3 separate regions of the Homo sapiens genome follow, and regions 1 and 3 are each linked to region 2. Evidence: chromatin loops called from intact Hi-C (ENCODE). Cell type or tissue: heart left ventricle. All regions are shown on one strand. Each heading gives the region's core, and the rest is flanking DNA. Links, peaks and the distances in the headings are about the cores only. Region 1 has its middle 9.1 kb from the start of CD82. Region 2 overlaps TSPAN18 (tetraspanin 18). Region 3 overlaps TSPAN18 (tetraspanin 18).

Region 1 (5,893 bases), core at 762-5,761, 340 kb before region 2:
TATGTGAATATTAGAGGGGACATAAGCATTTAGGACATAATACTAACCTATCCAAACATCCCAATCGATTTATCCAATATCATACAAACATACACAGTATTACAATCCACTGAGGACTTCTGCATAATAGAGAGCATCTGAAACACCAATCGCCTAATTACCCAACCCTCAATGGAGTCATTAGTGGGTTTGTGTGTCTGCCGGCTTAGGAACTCTTTGGTGGATGATGGTTTTTTGTCTACCACTTAATCTGTTTCTCTAGGTTTTTAGAAAACACCTGTTGTGCTCAGGAAATGTGGTGGTGTATTCCAGAACCAACAACACTTTTATAACCATTCTTTACTTTCTTATTCATGAAAAAAATATGCACAGTATGCAGAGTCACACAAGGGCCAAATGGAGGCTCACGAGTGCATTTCTTTCATTGCTGAATATTTCTATGAGTGCTTAAATTTCCCAGGTCTCCTGGCTCATCTGCTTCCTCCACAGGCTCTTCCTCTTTCTTAGGCAACAGTTACACCTAATAATGAGAATGAGCCTATGGTAGGCCAGGCACAGTGGCTCACGCCTGTAACCCCAGCATTTTGGAAGGCCGAGGCAGGCGGATCACTTGAGGTCAGGAGTTTGAGACCAGCCTGGCCAACATGGTGAAACCCCGTCTCTACTAAAAATACAAAAATTAGCCGGGTGTGGTGATGGGTACCTGTAATCCCAGCTACTCAGGAGGCTGAGGCAGGAGAATAGCTTGAACCCCAGAGGTGGAGGTTGCAGTGAGTCAAGATTGTGTCATTGCACTCTAGCCTGGGCAACAGAGTGAGACTGTCTCAAAAAAAAAAAAAAAAAAGAGAAAAGAGAATGAGCCTATAGTGGTGGTTACACACTACACCGTGAACATTGGATGCAGACCTCCCGGAAGAACTACTGAGATACAACTTAGAGTCACGTGTCTTCTTGCAGTATCCACCCACAGCCCAAATGGTCTAGCCTCCATTTTTGTGTGAAATCATTAGAGCAGGCTTTCTGTTCATGAGTCAGTGCTATGGTCTGAATGTTTGTGTCCCCTGAAATTCATATGTTGAAACCTACTCCCCAATGCAATGGTATTAAGAGATAGGGCTTTTGGGAGATAATTTGGTCATGAAGGTTTCACCTCTGTGCATGGGAGCAGCACCCTTTTAAAAGAGGCCCAAGGAGCTTGTTAGCCCTTTCAGTCATGTGAGGATGTAGCTAGAAGGTGCCATCTTGGAAGCAAAGAGTGGGCCCTCACCAGATGCCAATCTGCTGGTACCTCAGTCTTGGACTTCCCACACTCCAGAACCATGAGAAATAAATTTCTACTGTTAATAAATTGCCCAGTCTAAAGTATTTTGTTACAGCTACTTGAACACACTAAAAGTAAATTTTGGGTAAATATTTTTTCAAATCATGATGGCAAATATGTACATATTTTTATTTACATATAAGTTATATATAATATGTTATAAATATTATATATAATAGGTATCCAAATATATATTCAAGAGGGCAAAGGCATTGACTGCTATATCCTCAGTGCTAGAATATCATCCAGGACACAGGAGGCACTCAATAAATAATTTGTGAAATGCAGAAGTGAAATACAGTTGAATGAGAGCTACTATGAAGCATGATTTGTGGCATTCAGTGTCTTTGTAACTGATGTACCTGGTAGCTCTGCTCCCCAGAATCCAGCTATCAGTGCTAGAGGAACTGGTATGGGTTTTCCTTTTCTCCAATGAGTCCCTTCCCATCCCTGTAAGATTAGACAGCCCCGCCCATTGTCATGTGACTGGCAACAACTCCCTCTGGGAGGACACTTCTCTGCCCATGATATGGAGCTCAGCTTCATAACTTGCCTTAACAAATGGCATGTAGGCAGAATGACAGATACCACATCTAAGCAGGAGCTTTGAGAGCCACCAAGCGGCTTGACCACTGCTTCTTCTTTTCTGTCCCATGAGAAGACCCTAAATAGGGACGGATTTTCCATCTTGGATCTGGGAATAACAAAGACACATGAAGCAGAGTCTCACGTGACCCACAGCAATCTTTAGCGGCCATGTAACATAAGTGGGGAATAGGGCCTTTGTTGATATAAATCAATGAGATTTGGGGAGTTCTTTGTTACTGCAGTATAACCTCACAGAAGCTGTGACTCTCCAGCCAACCCCAGCCCCATGCTCAACAATTCAGGGGACTTTGCAAGAGCCATTAAATAAAATTTTTCTGCAAAAACAACTAGATTTCACTTGCCATGCTTATAACTAATACCTACTGTGTTTAATGTTATTTCATCATGATTATTAAATGCGGTGACTTTAGGCCAGCTGTCTCATTGGCTTGTAAATCCCACGCCTCAAAAGTGTCCTTATCTGAGCTGGGTGGGTGTCTGCAGTTGAAACTTGGCGTAGAGACCTAATTCCATGTCTGCCCTCACCTGGCCCTGCAGCCAGGGGGATTAAACTGAGACCATGAGGAATGGGGCAGCCCCTATTCCCCTGCCTCCAAGTCTTTCATCTCCAAGCCCCCAACTTTTTTTTTTTTTTTTTTTCTGAGACAGAGTCTCACTCTGTCACCCAGGCTGGAGTGCAGTGGTATGATCTCGGCTCACTGAAACCTCTGTCTGCAAGATTCAAGCGATTCTCCTGCCTCAGCCTCCCAAGTAGCTGAGATTACAGGCACCTATGACCACGCCAAGCTAATTTTTGTATTTTCACTAAGGACGGCGTTTCACCATGTTGGCCAGGCTGGTCTTGAACTCCTGACTTCAGGTGATCTGCCCTCCTCAGCCTCCCGAAGTGCTGGGATTGTGATTATGGGCGTGAGGCACCGTGCCAGCTGATTTTTTTTTTTTTTTTTTTTTGAGACGGAGTTTTGCTCTGTCTCTTGGGCTGGAGCGCAGTGGGGTGATCTCGGCTCACTGCAACCTCCACCTCCTGGGTTCAAGCAATTCTCCTGCCTCAGCCTCCCGAGTAGCTGGGATTACAGGCTCATGCCACCACACCCGGCTAATTTTTGTATTTTTAGTACAGACAGGGTTTCACCATGTTGCCCAGGCTGGTCTTGAACTCCTGACCTCAGGTGATCTGCCCGCCTCAACCTCGCAAAATGCTGGGGTTACAGGCATGAGCCATTGCGCCCGGCCTTCAAGCCGCTCTTAATTGGCTGCACTGAGCGCTGTGGTGGACACCAGAGGGCGATAAATGCTCATTTTGGAGAAAAGAGTGATGAGGTTTTTGGTTTTATTTATTTTTTTCTCCTCTTTCTCTTCATTTCTGTTGGTAAAAGGAATGACTTGGACACAACTAACTAGTGCATCTCATAGCCCTAAAGTAGCAAATATTGTATGTGCATTGCCTGCAGCGTAAGCAGTGAGGAAACAAACCCAGAGAGGTGAAGGTCACATGTGCCCAAAGTCACATGTTGGAAAGTTACCAGAGCAAGGACTTGAGCTAAACCATGTCTCACAGAGGAGGGCAGTGCAAACATGGCAGTTTTCACAGGGATCATCCTGGAAAGTGGTGTCCCTGTCTTCCCGCTAAGGTCTGTGTGGCCCTGCCAGCTACTCAGAATGCTCTCAATATGAACATGAATTCAGCCAGTATTGCTCCCCGGATTGCAAACTCAGTTCCCCATGGGAACCAGGCAGGTCACAAAAATGAGGGAAGCAGGCTAGATGAGCCATAGGCACAGTGGGGACTGTAGCCAGCTGGAGGTCATATGTCGCAAATAAAGAGGTCAGCCACAACTCAGGTCCATCCGCTGTGGCCCCGTTGGAAGGCACAGCAGGAGGCTCAGATGTCCCTATCCCTATACATCTAAAAATCAACATAAAATTCCCCAATTTTTAAATGCTGGCCACAAATTCAAAACTTTTTCAACTCAACTAAGCCTTGGCCTTCTCAACTGTATAAGGGAGAGAACGTCTACACCATCAGCTTCTTGGGCCACAGGTGTGTTCTTTTAGATCTCAGGCCTGATTCAGGGAAAGATCTCCCCACTGATATAGTGCAGCTCCACCGAAGAACAGCTGTGAGAGTTCCCCTTTCTGCAGCACCTCCTCATCCATCTCAGGGGCTTATGAGTGCAGGCATACATTGCTTTTTATTACGCTTTACAGATAACGTGTTTTTTACAAATTGAAGGTTTGTGGCAACTGAACTGAGCAAATTTGTCCGTGCCATTTTTCCAACAGTATGCACTCACTTTTTGTCAGAATTTTGGATCAATTTTTTTTTTTTTTGAGACTGAATCTCTCGCCCTGTTTCCCAGAGTGCAGTGGTGTGATCTCGGTTCACTGCAACCTCTATCTCCTGGGTTCAACCAATTCTCGTGCCTCAGCCTCCTGAGTAGTTGGGATTACAGGCGCCCGCCACCATACCCAGCTAATTTTTGTATTTTTAGTAGAGACAGAGTTTCATCATGTTGGCCAGGCTAGTCTCATACTCCACACCTCAGGTAATCCATCCACCTCGGCCTCCCAAAGTGCTGGGATTACAGGCATGAGCCTCCACACCTGGCCAGGATCAACAGTTTTTAAGTAAGGTATGCACATTTTTTAGACATGCTATTGCATACTTAATAGACTATGGTGGAGGGTAAACATAACTTTTACATGCATTAGGAAACCAAAAAAATTTGTGTGTCTCACTTTATTGCAATATTCGCTTCAGTGTGGTGGTTGGGAAAGGAACCTGCAACAGCTCCAAGGTGTGCTTCTATCTGGAGACTGAAAAAGCGCTGCCCAGAGTAGTCCCCTTTCTTCTGCTTTGCTCTTCCAAAAATCCCTCCCTAAAGGCGTGGCCGATGGTCTCCAATGTGATCCGCTGGGGTTCAAGGAGAAAATAATAGGACTGCTTTCTGTTTATTTTATAGATATATATATACAATATTTTAAATAATTATCATTTAAAATTTTTGTTTTTTGGCCAGGCGCAGTGACTCACACCTGTGATCCCAGCATTATGGGAGGCCGAGGTGGGTGGATTGCCTGAGGTCAGGAATTCAAGACCAGCCTGGCCAGCATGGTGAAACCCCGTCTCTACTAAAAATACAAAAAAATTAGCTGGGCGTGAGTGAAACACACCTGTAATCCCAGTTACTTGGGAGGCTGAGGCAGGAGAATTGCTCCAACCCAGGAGGCAGAGGTTGCAATGAGCCAAGATTGTACCACTGCACTCCAGCCTGGGCGACAGAGTGAGAATCTGTCTCAAAAATAATAATAATAATAATAATAATAAATAAAATAAAATATTTGTCTTTGTGCATAGTTCATATTATGCAAAATGGCTAATAAAATAGTACATACATATCTATTATAAACAAATGACATATATTGGGATGTATATAACCCTACCATGGGTTTAAGCTGATGCCTAAAAAGAAAAATAAACGGGTAGAACAGGGAATTTGGGGAGGGGGGGACATGATTTAATAGTTTCAAAGACTTACCCAAGTGCCACAGTTGTAAGATAAATATAAATAAGCTTTAGAATATGTAAAGTGCTACGCAAATGCTAGTTATCAAATTAGTTAAATATATTTAAATTAGTTATTTTACAGCTTACTTTTAAAACGGTGGCTGCCATTATTAGTGTCGTAGTTGCTATGGCAACATGGCAATGTACAGGGGCTAAAAGCCCCCTGAAGAGTAACCCCTGGACCTTCAGATGTAGTAGGCGGCAGGGCAGGATTTGAGCAGGGGCCTCACTGATCTTTCTGAAATGACTGAGACAGGAACAAATCAATGGCTCAGTGTCTTCTGTGGGAACTCAGCCCCTGTCCTCAGCTACAACCCAGCTATAATGGGCTTAGAGTTCCAATCCCCTTTAAGTGCTTTGGAGAAAAAAATAAAGGTCGGTGGTCCTGCTGAGCC
Region 2 (6,528 bases), core at 1,064-6,063:
AAAATTAGCTGGGCGTGGTGGCGGGCGCCTGTAGTCCCAGCTACTCGGGAGGCTGAGGCAGGAGAATGGCGTGAACCCAGGAGGCGGAGCTTGCCAGCCTGGGCGGAACCCAGGAGTGAGCCGAGATCACGCCACTGCACTCCAGCCTTGGCAACAGAGCAAGACTCCAACTCAAAAAAAAAAAAAAAAAAAAATTTGCTGGGAATTTCTTAAAATGATGATAGTTATTAGATCCATCACTAGATCTTGAGTTTTGCATGTTTATTTAAAAAAAGCACTTGTATTATTCTACTCCAAATTTGCTTTTAAAAAAGTATTTTGGTTGTGCACAGTGGCTCACGTCTGTAATCCCAGCACTTTGGGAGACCAAGGCAGGAGATTGCTTGAGCCCCAGAGTTCGAGACCAGTCTGGGTGTCATAGGGAGACCCTGTCTCTACAAAAAGGGAAAAAATTAGCTGCGCATAGTGGCATGCATCTGGAGTTCCAGCTACTTGAGAGGCTGGGGTGGGAGGATTCCTTGAGTCCAGAAGTTGGAGGCTGCAGTGAGCCATGATCATGCCACTGCATTCCAACCTGGGCAACAGGGCGAGACCCTGTCCCCCAAGATAAAGTTTCTGATAGCTCTATTTCAATATAAATGGTTTCCTTTTTAATCTTATGTATTATATTTAGGTGGGGTCCAGAGGCCTCACGAGACTGCCGAAGGGTGGGGGTGGATGGGAGAGATCCTTGCTAAGGGGCTAGGTGCTGGGCTTTGGAGTCAGGCCAGATGGCTTTTGCAGCCTGACTGAATGATGTGAGGTAGGTTGCACACCATCTCTAAGCCCAGTTCAATTACAGGTCAGCGGAGAGTGGACACACCCTCTAGATTCTTGTAAGGACCTGTATGCCTTTAGTTCAAGGCCAGGTGTACAGAAAGAGCTGTGGAAACCCAGGCTCTGGTTAGCATGAAATTTCCAAAAACCTTCAGGGAGGCAACCTGGAGGATAAGAAACAAGACTCAGTCCAGGTGAGCCAGAGCAGGTGTTGCCAGAAGCTCTGGCTTGTGCAAGGCTGGGCAGCGGACACGGTGAGGATTGGTGGGACTGCTGTGGCCGTCAGCCCATGTGTGTGTATAGGGGGTTCCTGAGGGACTAGGACACAGGGACGCTTTGGAGCAGCCAGAGCAGGGCTATCCATCACCAGAGGAACTTCAGAGGCTGCTGCTGGCTGATCCCCCAGACCTCAGGTCTAGGGGTCACTCCTTCCATTCTTTCTGGCCAGTGAGGCTCCTGCAAAGGCCAAGGATGCTCACTAAATGGGAAATGAACAAAAGCACGAACGTAGGCAGGAGTGAATGAATCAAGAGTGTTATGGTGTGAATTACCACAAGAATAGTGGTTGGTTGGAGGAAGCTTGTTCTTTGACTACTCAGGGAGGCCACTGAGTGGATGCTCTCTGAACCCCAGGGAAGCAGCCAGGCCACCTGCCCCCTTGTGCCTACAGCCCCTTCCCCAAGGCTGTGGGAGGCTGCGGGGCTGTCTGCTCTCCCCACAGCAGGCTGAGTCAACCTTCCTTCCTATCCCCTGGTGCTTATACCATCTCCCAGAACTGGGGTTTCCCTGCCACACCTGGATGTCTGCTTCTCTCCTCCTGGTACCTGCCTTTCCCCAGATCACCAGTTTGGCTGCCAGGCACCTTTCCTGCAGGGCTCTGCTGGGCTCACATGACAGGGTGTAGGTAGGCATCCTGAGCAGAGAGGGTGGCTTCACTCTGACCCGCGCCATTCCTCCCAGGCCCCTGGACTTGGTTGCTTGGCCTGCTTCAACTACACTTGGCTGTTGGAGGTGGACGCTAGTGTCCTCAGGCCAAACACTCTTCCTAATGGAGTGACCTCCGTGCTTCTGTGCTCCCCCCAATTTCAAACTGCGTGGGTTTCCCAGGTTGCCTTGCCTTCTGACAAAGTGGCAAAGTAACAGTCCCTGAAAGAGGGCAAAGAGCTTTGTCCGCAGAGGCCTTTGCAAACAGGTGGTCTCAGTACAATGTCTAGTGCCTAAGACAGGCAGAGGGACCTCCGACCTGTGTCTGGGACTGGCACCTTCTGTGGCTTAAGTCCAGCCCCGGTCTATGGGGGATGGGAGGCATGGATTGTTTGAGGGTGACCCTGGGGATTGGGGGCTCAGAGTCCTCTGGAAGACAGCCAGGGCAGAAGAGCCAGGAACCTTATTTTGTCCCAGCAGGTCCTCCAACCTACTGTGTGACTTCAGGCTAGTGAGCCGCAGTTTCCTCATCTGTAAAACATGACTGCTCACCTCGCAGGGTAGTTGAGAGGGTCTGATGACATAAAGTGTATAAAGCACTTTCAGGAGTTACCTACGTGCAGGTGTAATAAGTCCTGGGAGGCTGCCTCAATTGGTGGGAAGAGCAGCGGGCTTCATGTCAGGAGGTCCTCGTTCTAGCTGTGCTGTGTGACTCTGGGCAAGAGCCCGTCCCTCTCTGGGCCTCAGCTCCCGCAGTGTGAAATGAGGAGTTGGAGACAACCTTCACTAAGATGCTTCCTTCTTTGACGATTCTCTGATGGCCCTGTGGGTGTTCTACATGGGACAGAGGAAAGGGCTGGTGGCAGGGACAGGGTGCCCATCCTGGCTCAACTCACAGACTAGAGAGGGGTCCTTCCCAGAGCCTGCAGATGCTCTGTGCCACCTTGACATTCACAGCTCCATGAGCCGGCGGGGGCAGGGGAGGCTGTCATTTAGGATCCAATTGCATCCACAGCAGGCTGTGCTCCTGGTTAATCCTTAAGGCACCCGCCCCTCAGGAGCCTAATTAGATTTTATCCCCCGCTCAGCTGTGACCATGTCCCCATGTTGGTGCCAGCACCAGGCACGCCAGGATCTCAGGCCAATTGCTTGTTTATGAGACCGTCTGTCTTGGGATGAGGCCCAGCAGGCACAGCCAGTGAGCAAATAAGTCCTCCCCATCAGCCTTGAACCTGATGGCAAGAATCATTGTTAGTCTTCTAGGCCTCGGGCCGGCGTCCTGACCAAGGAAAAGATGTGGGTTTGCAGTCCAGCAAAACCTGGCTACAAATCCCAGCTCCATCTCTTCCCAGCTCTGGGACCTTTCTAGCCCCATGAAGCTTTAGTTTCCTCATCCCTAAAAGGGAATGATGATAATATCGTCTACTTTGTAGAGCTTTTTGGAGGATCAAGTGAGATCATTTTAAGTGAACGCCCATAATACATTGCCTTGCGTTAATATCAGGCCTTAGTAAATGCTGACCCTGTCCCAGTCCTCCCCACATGGCCTCCCTGATTCTAGGCTCTCCCGACCCCAGCCTCACCCTGGCAGTCAGGGTTTCGTTTCTGTATCTTGCCTGGCAAGCCCAGGACACTGGGTTAATGTGGCCATTAACACTTCTCTCCAAGTAGGGACTGCGGTGATTGAGTCTCACTAGACTTGAGTGAGTCCTTGAGGAAGGGCAGCCCTTGGTCCCTATGCCTTGGACCAAGCCCAGGGCTGGCGCTGTTGGTGCCGGGAGCGCAGGAAGGAGGGAACGGGGTGTGCAGCCTGTCAAGTCCTTTCACCCTCATCATCCCCTTGCATCCTCCTGGAAAGGATCCTAGAAGTTAGTTCTGAACATCCCCACCTCCCAGATGCGGAGGTGAGGCTCTGGAGGTGAGGCGTCTGGCTCAGGCTTATGGCTGGCACAGGCAGATCCCCCACTGGTGGGAACGCAGTTGCAGGGGAACACACGGTCCTCTGAGGCTCTGCCCTTGGCCACAGCGCCCTCTCCTGGCCAGGGCACGTGCAAGCCCTTTCTCGGCTCTGCACCAGCCCAAACCTTCCTCCACTGGGGGCTTCTCCATCTCTCTTGTCCGGCCGCCTCCTTTCCTTCTCTCTAGAAAGCATGCCTGGGGGCGGGGGGGAGTGAAAGTAAAAGGAGTGATTTATGAACTGAGCTGTTCTTCTTAATCAGAGAGCCCCTCCTGGGCCCCTGCTCCGTGCAGATGGGGCTGAGCCGCCATCTGGGCGACAGGAGGGGCGAGATTAATAAAGCTGTCTGGCCCGGGCAGGGGTCCGCCGAGGAAAGCCCCGAGGCACTGCGTGACCTCGGTCCCATCTCTGTGCCTTTCTGGGCCTCAGGGCTCCCATCTGTCAAGGGATGGCCGGCCTGGGCCATCCCCAAGGGCCTCCAGCTGGCTCAGGGAAGAAGTTTAGCCAACTTCCTGGGCCTCTGTGCCTCGCTGCCTGGTTCAGGGAAGAGCAGCACTGGGCTGGAGACTTTGCAGACTGGGGCACGGCGCTTCCTGTCTCTGGTGCCACACCCCACGGATAGGTGTCGTATCAGGAGCTCTGGTTTGGGGTCCAGCTGACTTGGGGCTAAATCATAGCCATGTTTTGCTAACCAGGTAAATGAACTCAGACGAGTTAGTTACCCTGCCCACGCTTCAGTTTCCTCATCTGTAAAATGGGATAATAATAATACCCACCTCCTAGGTAAGGATTAAATAAGAGGACAGGTAGGAGAAAGGTATAGTGGAGTCTGGTACATGGTAAAACCTCAATCCTAGTAGTTATTAGGCTCAGTTACCACAAAATTGTGGCAATTTGTTAGAATTTGGGTCTGTTTAGGGGAAAGATGTTTGTATCCACGCTACCCAAGCCATGTGTCCATGGTTCTCCCCTATACCCTGCTCCATTCATAACTGGTGAATGTGGGCTGGGCATCCACTTATTTCCAATATCTGATGCTGCTGATAATAATAGCTCCCATGGTACTGTGAATTCTTACAACCACCTTTGGCTTCCAAATTCATCATCACAGTTTTCCAAGGAGAACCTAGCACCTTGGAGAGGGGGGTGACTTTCCCAAGGTCTCCAGGGAGCTGGCCAAGGCAGAAACCAACCCAGCCTCTGCAGAAGCATCAGTGATGGGGTGAGCATGGCAGGTGTCACTGGGCTGTCCTCTTCCAGGACAAATGAGCCAGTCAATAGGATGGGGGCTCACAGAGGACAAAGAAAAAAAGGGAAATGAAGTTAGTTCAGGGAAGTTGGGACACCACAAGGGGTGAGCCCATTCCCAGCCAGGGTACAGCATTCAAAGGGGCTGGAGCTCCCTGGTGGGGAGGAGGCAGGCAACCGCCAGACATTCCCCAGAGTTCAGCATCTCCTCCTTGTCTCTGGGTTGGCCTATGTCATCCATGTTTCTCATATCAGCCTCAGTGTCCAGACGGAGATGAGGCAGGGAATGGTGATACAGGGGACCAGGACTGGGATGCAGCAGGAGAAGAGAAGCGGCAGGAAACCCATCACCCCGTCCTTGTTTCCCTGAGCCCTGGGGCTGGGCATGGGGTGCAGGCCCTGAACTACAAAGCTGGAAACAGCTTGAAATCTCCCGAGGATGCTTGGCCTTGTCACTGGCATCTCCAAGCCTCAATTTCATTCTGTAAAAACCACTCACCTGTGTGCCCATGGTTATTTGCACCTTGCACTCCCTGGCACTTCCCCGGCACATAGTAGCAACTCAATGTACATCTACTCAGTGGATGGTAGATGGCTGACTGGGTGGATTGAGGGAGGAAGGGAGGGATGGGTAAATGGGGAGGAATCTTTCACCCACCACCCCTTCACTGACCCCAGTGAACCTGTGGTAGCCTGCCTCGTGGGCTATTGTGAGGATTCATTGTGATCACACAGGAAGAGAAAGCACTTTCTGTAAACGCCACTTTTGACTCTGACCCCTGAGTTTGGATTCCAGCCCCATCACTTACCAACAGTGTGATGTTGGACAAGTCAATTCTCTCTCTTTTCCCATTGGACTCAGTTTCCCCATTGTACTGTGGGGATGATGGTGTGATACCTACTTCATAGGGTTGTTCTGAGCATTTCATGGGCTCACGCATGCCAGCACTGTACCCCAAGTGCACGGAGTACCTGAAGCTGGTGCACACAGATGGGGCAGGCAGTTGAAGGGCCTGTCACATAGGTATGTTTAGGCCAAATAGGGGTGCCAGCTCCCGGGGCTGTGGCCATGTCTCAGGAGGGAGGCCTCTTCTCCTGCCTTTCCATCTTCCCATCTCTACCTCTGCACTCCCCCAAGACTAGCCTTCACCATCCCCTTCCCCACAGTTCCTCTCCCCTCTGCCCAGAGTTATGCCGGTGGAGTTAGTCCTCCCCACTGTGGGTTCCCCAGCCCTGCTGTTATCTGCCTCCTTGTCTCCTCCACGCTGCCACCACCACCACCACCACTACCACCACTCACTTGTGTGCCCATGCTTATTTGCACCTCACACTCTCTGGCACAGCCCCTGGCACATAGTAGCAACTCAGTGTACGTCTACTGAGTGGATGGTAGGTGGGTGAGTGGGTGGGTTGAGGGAGGAAGGGAGGGATGGGTAAATGGGGAGGAATCTTTCACCCACCACCCCTTCACTGACCCCAGGCAGGCTCGTACTTGGAGGGATTTTGGATAGACATGGATATCTCTCCCTTCCTTCCCTAGGAACACCCCCACAGCCCAGGCTTCCCCAGGTCCCAGGTCTTCC
Region 3 (6,528 bases), core at 725-5,724, 56 kb before region 2:
GGCAAATGATGAATCTATTTTTTTTTCCACTTTGATGAAACCCAAGGCCTCACAAGGAGTTTTCACCATTGTCCTTTGCTAAATGCATTTCCCCAGCACCCTTTCTTCCATTTTCTCACTTCTCTAGGGAGTTGGGGAAGTCATAGAGAGAGGGGGTTAGGCAGGCAGGCTCAGCACCAGGCTGATGTGGGTTCAGATCCTGCTCAGCTGTAACCTGGTCATGTTGCTAAACTTCTCTGACCTCGATGTCTTTATCTGAAAAATGAGAATAATCACAACACTCACCTCAAAGCACTGTTGTTAAATGGGATAATATTTGCATGGTTGTCAGATGCCCTAGAAGTAGACACCAAGGCAAGCATTTGTGAACAGAAGATATATTAAGGATGATTTCCCAGAAGAAGCCTAAGGGGGTTGAGGGAACAGGACAGGGAAGGGGAGGAAAGCAAGGGGGCGAGGTTAGGCCCTGCAGAGGGCTGCTCTTGCTGATCCCACAGGGAAACCTGTAAGTTTCTGTTAACTTGAGAGGAGAGAACTGAGCTTTCATCCTCCACACCCTCAGACATTGGCTAAGGGCCACCCTGAGGGTGGGGGAGGGATGGAATCTTCCGGGCACCTCTGGCTGCCTGCACACGGGAGCAGGGGGCTCCGGCAGCTCAAAGGTCATCCTCCCATGAGAATGGCTTGGGCAGGCCTCTAAGGAAGAAACACACAGAAAAGGGGGCCGTGGGGAGGGTCCCCGACAGCACTGCTGGAGTATGGGCAGCCCCCAGCCTAGCATACAGCGAGTGTTCAGTACATGGTCCTGGGTCAGTCACTGGACAATTCATGCAAATGAGAATCACAGAAAGGTTAGGACATGAACCTGCAGAGGCACAGCATATCCATATAGGGACTGGAGTTAGTAAGTCCCTTCTCAGACAGGCTTAGATCTCCTAATGTCATACATAGTTCTTTGGAATTTCAAGCTGAGATCTTCTTCGTATTTCCTGAGAATCCTTCTCCTGCCTTCCCTGAGAGTTTGGACTGCTCCCAGGGAAGGAGGAAGGCTTGGGTGAGGCATTACTGGACCAGACCTGATTTTGCTGAGACAGCGATCTGCAACCCAGCTTGGATCAAGCCCCTCCCCAACTTGTCTCTTCTCACAAACACATTGTATTTTACTGTGGGGGGCGGGGGGATAGGGGGCGGTGGTAGCAAAATGTTACAGGCATACCTGGTTTTATTGCACTTCAGTTTATTGTGTTTTTGTTTATTTTTGCAAATGGAAGCTTTGTGGCAACTGTGCATAGAGCAAATCTATCAGCACCATTTTTCCAACAGCATGTGCTCACTTCCTATCTCTGTTGCATTTTGGTAATGTTCAAACTTTTCATTATTAATATGTCTGTTGTTGTGATCTGTGATCACTGATCTTTGATGTTACTGTTGTAATTGTTTGGGGACATCACAAGCTGCACCCTTATATGATGGTGGATTTAATTAATAAATGCTATATGTGTTCTGACTGCTGAACCCACCGGCCATTCCCCTGTCTCTCTCCCTCTCCTTGGGCCTTCCTATTTCCAACTACATAACAATATTGAAATGAGGCCAATGAATAACCCTACAAGGGCCTCTAAGTGCTCAAGTGAAAGGAGGAGTCGCATATCTCTCATTTTAAATCAAAAGCTAGAAATGATTAAACTTCATAAGGAAGGCATGCTGAAAAATGAGACAGGCCGAAAGCTAGGCTTCTTGCACTAGTTAACTAAGTTGTGAATGCCAAGTTCTTGAAGGAAATTAAAAGTGCTACTCCAGTGAACACACAGATGCTGATATGGAGAAAGTTTTAGTTGTCTGGATAGAAGATTAAACCAGCCACAAAATTCTCGTAAGCCAAAGCCTAATCCAGAGAAAGGTCCTAACTCTCTTCAATTCTGTGAAGGCTGAGAGAGGTGAGGAAGCTGCAGAAGAAAATTGGGAGCTAGCCAAGGCTGGTTCATGAGGTTTAAGGAAAGAAGCTGTTTCCATAACATAAAAGCCCACGGTGAGGCAGGAAGTGCTGATGGAGAAGCTGCAGCAAGTTATCTAGAAGATCTAGCTAAGATCATGGATGCAGGTGGCGGCGATACAAAACAACAGATTTTCAATGTAGATGAAACAGCCTTCTACTGGAAGAAGATACCATCTAGGACTTTCATAGCTAGAGAGAAGTCAATGTCTGGCTTCAAGGCTTCAAAGGACAGGCTGACACTCTTGTTAGGGGCTAATGCAATTGGTAACATTAAGCTGATGCCAGTGCTCATTTACCATTTTGAAAATTCTAAGACCCTTAAGAATGAGGCTAAATCCACTCTGCTTGTGCTCTGTAAATGGAAGAACAAAGCCTGGATGACAGCACGTCTGTTTACAGCATGGTTTACTGAATATTTTAAGCCCATTATTGAGACCCACTGCTCAGAAAAAAAGATTCCTTTTCAAAATATGACTACTCATTGACAGTGCACGTGGTCATCCAAGAGCTCTGATGGAGATGTACAGGGAGATTCATGTTGTTTTCCTGCCTGCTAAGACACATCTATTCTGCAGCCCATGGATCAAGAAGTCATTTCAACTTTCAAGTCTTCTTATTTAAGAAATAGATTTTGTAAGGCTATAGCAGCCATAGATAGTGATTCCTCTGATGGATCTGGGCAAAGTATATTGAAAACTTACTGGAAAGGATTCACCATTCCAGATGCCATTAAAAACATTCATGATTCTTGAGAGGAAGTCAAAACAGCAACATGAACAGGAGTTTAGAAGAAGTTGATTCTCAACCCTTATGAGTGACTTCGGGGAGTTCACTTCAGTGGAGGAAGTAACTGCAGATGTGGTAGAAATGGCAAGGGACCTAGAATTAGAAATGGAGGCTGAGGCTGTGACTGAATTGCCGCAATCTCATGATAAAGCCTTAGTGGATGAGGAGTTACTTCCTATGGATAAGCAAAGAGATGGAAACTACTCCTGGTAAAGTTGCTTTAAACATTGTTAAAATAACAACAGAGGATTTAGAATATTACATGAACTTAGTTGCTAAAGCAGTGGCAGGGTTTCAAAGGATGGACTCCAATTTTGAAAGGAGTTTTACTGTGGGTGAAATCCTATCAAACAGCATGATATGCTACAGAGAAATCTTTTGTGAAAACCAGAGTTGATCGGTGTGGCAAACTTCACCATCTTATTTTCAGAAATTGCCACAGCCATTATGACCTTCAGCAACCACTGCCCTGATCAGTCAGCAGCCATCAACATGGAGGCAAGACCATCCACCAGCAAAAACATTACTACTTGCTGAAGGCTCAGACGATATTTAGCATTTTTTAGCAATGAAGTGTTTTTAAGTTAAGGTATTTACATTTTTTTTAAACAATGCTATTGCACACTTAATAACAGTATGGTGTACACATAACTTTTACTTTCAGTGGGAAACCACAAAATTTGTGTGACTCATTTTATTGTGATATTTGCTTTATTGGGATGAGCTAGAACTGAACCTGAATATCACTGAGATATGCTTGTATCCACCCAAATATTGATGAGATTTGGGTGGTGGGGTACAAGAATAATGCCCCCACATCCCTTACAAAGATGTCCATGTCCCAATCGCTGGAACCTGTAAATACATTTTCTTACATGGCATATTAGTCTATTCTCAAGCTGCTAATAAAGATATGCCCGAGACTGGGTAATTTATAGAGGAAAGAAGTTTAATTGACTCACAGTTCCACATGGCTGGGGAGGCCTCACAATCATGGCAGAAGGCAAAGGGAAAGCAAGGCATGTCTTACATGGCAGCAGGCAAGGGAGCTTGTGTAAAGGAACTCCCCTTTATAAATCAGATCTCATGAGACTTAATCACTATAATGAGAACAGCACGGGAAAGACCCACCCCCATGATTCAATTATCTCCCACCCGGTTCCTCCCATGACACATGGGAATTATGGGAGCTAAAATTCAAGATGAGATTTGGGTGGGGACACAGCCAAACCATATCACATGGCTAAAGGAACTTTGTAGATGTGATTGAGTTAATGTTTTTGAGGTGGGGAGGTTGTCCTGGAATGTCAAGGTGCAGCCAATCAAATCACACGGGTCCTTACAAGCGGCAAAGGGAAGTTTGACTTCAGAAGAGGAGTGTGGGAGTGACGCCACCTGTGAAAGACTGGACTGGCCGCTGCTGGCTCTGAAGAAGGAAAGACCCATGAGTCAAGGAAGATGGCAACCTCTAGAATCTAGAAAAGGCAAGGAAAAGTTTCTCCCCTGGAGCCTCCAAAAGGAACGTGACTCTGCAGACACTGTGTACCATTTAAAAGGACTTCTAGAATAATTAACAAAATAATACATTTGTGTTGTTTTTAGCCACTAACTTTGTGGTCATTCATTGCAGCAGCCAAAGGAGACCCTTTTAGGTGGTGTGATCATTTAATTTTATGTGTCAACTTGACTACCTAGAGTACCCAGCTATTTAATCAAATCCTCATCTAGGTATTGCTAGAGAGGTCTTTTGTCAATGTGGCTAACATCTACAGTCAGTTGACTTTAGGTATGTAGGAGGGCCTTATCCAATCCGTTGGAAGGCAGGAAGAGCAAAAATGGGGGTTTCCCACAAAACAAGGAATTCTGTCTCAAGCCTATAGCATCAGCTCCTGCCTGAGTTTCCAACCCGACTGTTTACCCTACAGTTTTCAGACTGTACATCTCTCTGAACATTTTGGTGGACATGCAAATACGTTTCTGTTCATTTCACCTTGATGCAGTGGAAGGGGTCAGGGGCTTGGACTCTGGGCCCCCCGGCTCCCCAGTCTGTCCTCTGTCTGCTCAGGCTGTCTCCCTTGCCTCCTGCAAAAAGAGAAACCATTTCTCAGACACTCCTGGGATTAGGCCAAATAAATGAGCATGTGTCTGTCTGTTTTTCCCTAATGAGCTTCTCCCTCGGGCTCTTTTCCCTTTTCCTTGGATCTCTGCATTCATCACTTTCCTTCCCACAAGGAAAGAAAGTATATCCTCCTGTCTTCCTCTGTCCCACCTGCAACAGCTTCTCGGGATGCAAACTCCTCTGCCATTCTTTCCCTCTTATCTAGCCCACCTCTGTCTCTCCTGCCCTCCCCCTGTCTGCCCCAGGGGTTCCTCTACCAACTGCTCCAACACCACCACCACCTGCCTTCTCTCTGCCCCTCTAATCTTGGCTAATTGCTTCCTGGAGTTAAGACAGGCACCATCACTGAACTGAGCATGCAAGCGGGGAGGGAGGTAAGTGTTGTGGGGCAGAAGCTCAGGGCCCATTTAGGGACCAGGGGGCAACCAGAGGACAGAGAAGGCCAGTGGCTGTAGGCCTAGGGAGGCAGAGGTGAGCGTGACTTGTTGATTCCCCGGTGCTCCCCAGGATGGCTCTCCTGGGGCCCAGTCCTCCCAAGCACATGGCTTGTTCTGCAGAAATAATCCTAGATGCCACACCCAGGGTGGGTGGCTGTCCTCAGTCCCTCACAGGATTGTGATGGGACCCATGGCCAAGGACCTCCCCAGAACTCATGGCTACGTCAGGAGTGAGCATCATCCTAAGTCAACCTGGGCTTTGCTCTGCGCAAAACCAATGTGCTGCCTCGGCCAAGTCCTCCACAGAGAGAAAACTCCTGAGGCCAGGGAACCTTGAGCAATGTTGTTTGAGGGCTCAGTTTGTGAATCTATGAAAAGGGGCTGATCATGCATGACCAACTGCTGAGCACTTAAGGAGACTGTTTGGCGAGGGCATGGCACAGTGCCTGGCCTGTTTTCACCAGCCAGGGAGTGGGGGAGGCAGCCTTGAGGGTCTTTGCCCATTTCCGCTGGCCTCTCTCCCTCATTGGGGAGAGTTGATATAATAACTAGATGTCATAAGACATCAAAAGAGGAAGCAACATTTTCACAGCACTTTGTAAAGGATAAAGCTGTTTTGGCAGGTGATCTTGCTTAATACTCCTAATAGCCCTAAGGTGAGGTAATTATTCTTCTCATTTTGGAAATGAGAAAACTGAAGTTCAAAGCAGTGAAGTAGCATCAGTGTCTGAGGGTGCCCAGCTCACAGCTGGGATGGAGCAGGATTCCAGCCCCAGGCTGCCTCCCAGAGAGGTGAGGCACAGATTCCCATGGGCAAAGCAAGCCCCAGACTCTGTTTCTGTTTCAACAGAAACGCAGCGGCATGCTGCTTGATGGTGCGCAAAACACACCACGTTCATTATCCTGCTTGATCATGACACAGCTTGCATTTCAGGCAGGAAACCTTAACCTCACTTTGCAGACAGAAAAGCACCATCTAGAGAGATTGAATCACATCCCTGTTTTCCATAGCCAGCAGGTGGCACGGGGCCATCATCCTCCAAGCTCAGGGCTCCTGGTTACTGCTATATGACCATGGGTACAACTGTACTATTCTTAGCCTCAGTTTCCTCCTTGTCTCCAAGGGCGCAGTGAGAATTAAATGACACAAGGATGCAAAGAGCCTGGTATCATCACAGTACCTGCTGGGA

What was found. Hi-C counts contacts between places; a loop is a spot of excess contacts. Peaks named below come from ENCODE experiments on the same cell type or tissue, not always from the same donor. Only the 100,000 strongest peaks of a DNase experiment are listed, where the experiment ranks them.
Region 1: a loop joins it to region 2, with 7 times the contacts of the local background. A loop is called at or near these places in 37 of 110 quality-filtered maps.
Region 3: it touches region 2 in a loop (2.5-fold over the local background); 4 of 110 quality-filtered maps call a loop at or near these places.

The regions. Positions count from the first base shown.
Region 1 is chr11:44,553,621-44,559,513 of GRCh38, forward strand. No RefSeq gene overlaps it. Among named protein-coding and RNA genes, the nearest start is that of CD82, 9.1 kb to the right of the region's middle. RefSeq lists a silencer at 3,085-3,134 and an enhancer at 5,543-5,893. In heart left ventricle, for the core only: a CTCF peak has its summit at 3,216 (motif pointing right); a DNase peak (open chromatin) is centred at 3,181.
Region 2 is chr11:44,890,570-44,897,097 of GRCh38, forward strand. The region is part of intron 3 of TSPAN18 (tetraspanin 18); the gene reads left to right. Among named protein-coding and RNA genes, the nearest start is that of TP53I11, 57 kb to the right of the region's middle. RefSeq lists an enhancer at 2,605-3,176. In heart left ventricle, for the core only: CTCF peaks have their summits at 3,772 (motif pointing left) and 3,971; a DNase peak (open chromatin) is centred at 3,752; H3K27ac peaks cover 670 bases.
Region 3 is chr11:44,834,461-44,840,988 of GRCh38, forward strand. All of the region lies in intron 2 of TSPAN18 (tetraspanin 18), which reads left to right. Among named protein-coding and RNA genes, the nearest start is that of TSPAN18-AS1, 100 kb to the left of the region's middle. RefSeq lists an enhancer at 2,019-2,188. In heart left ventricle, for the core only: no CTCF peak of the experiment used is centred there; no DNase peak of the experiment used is centred there.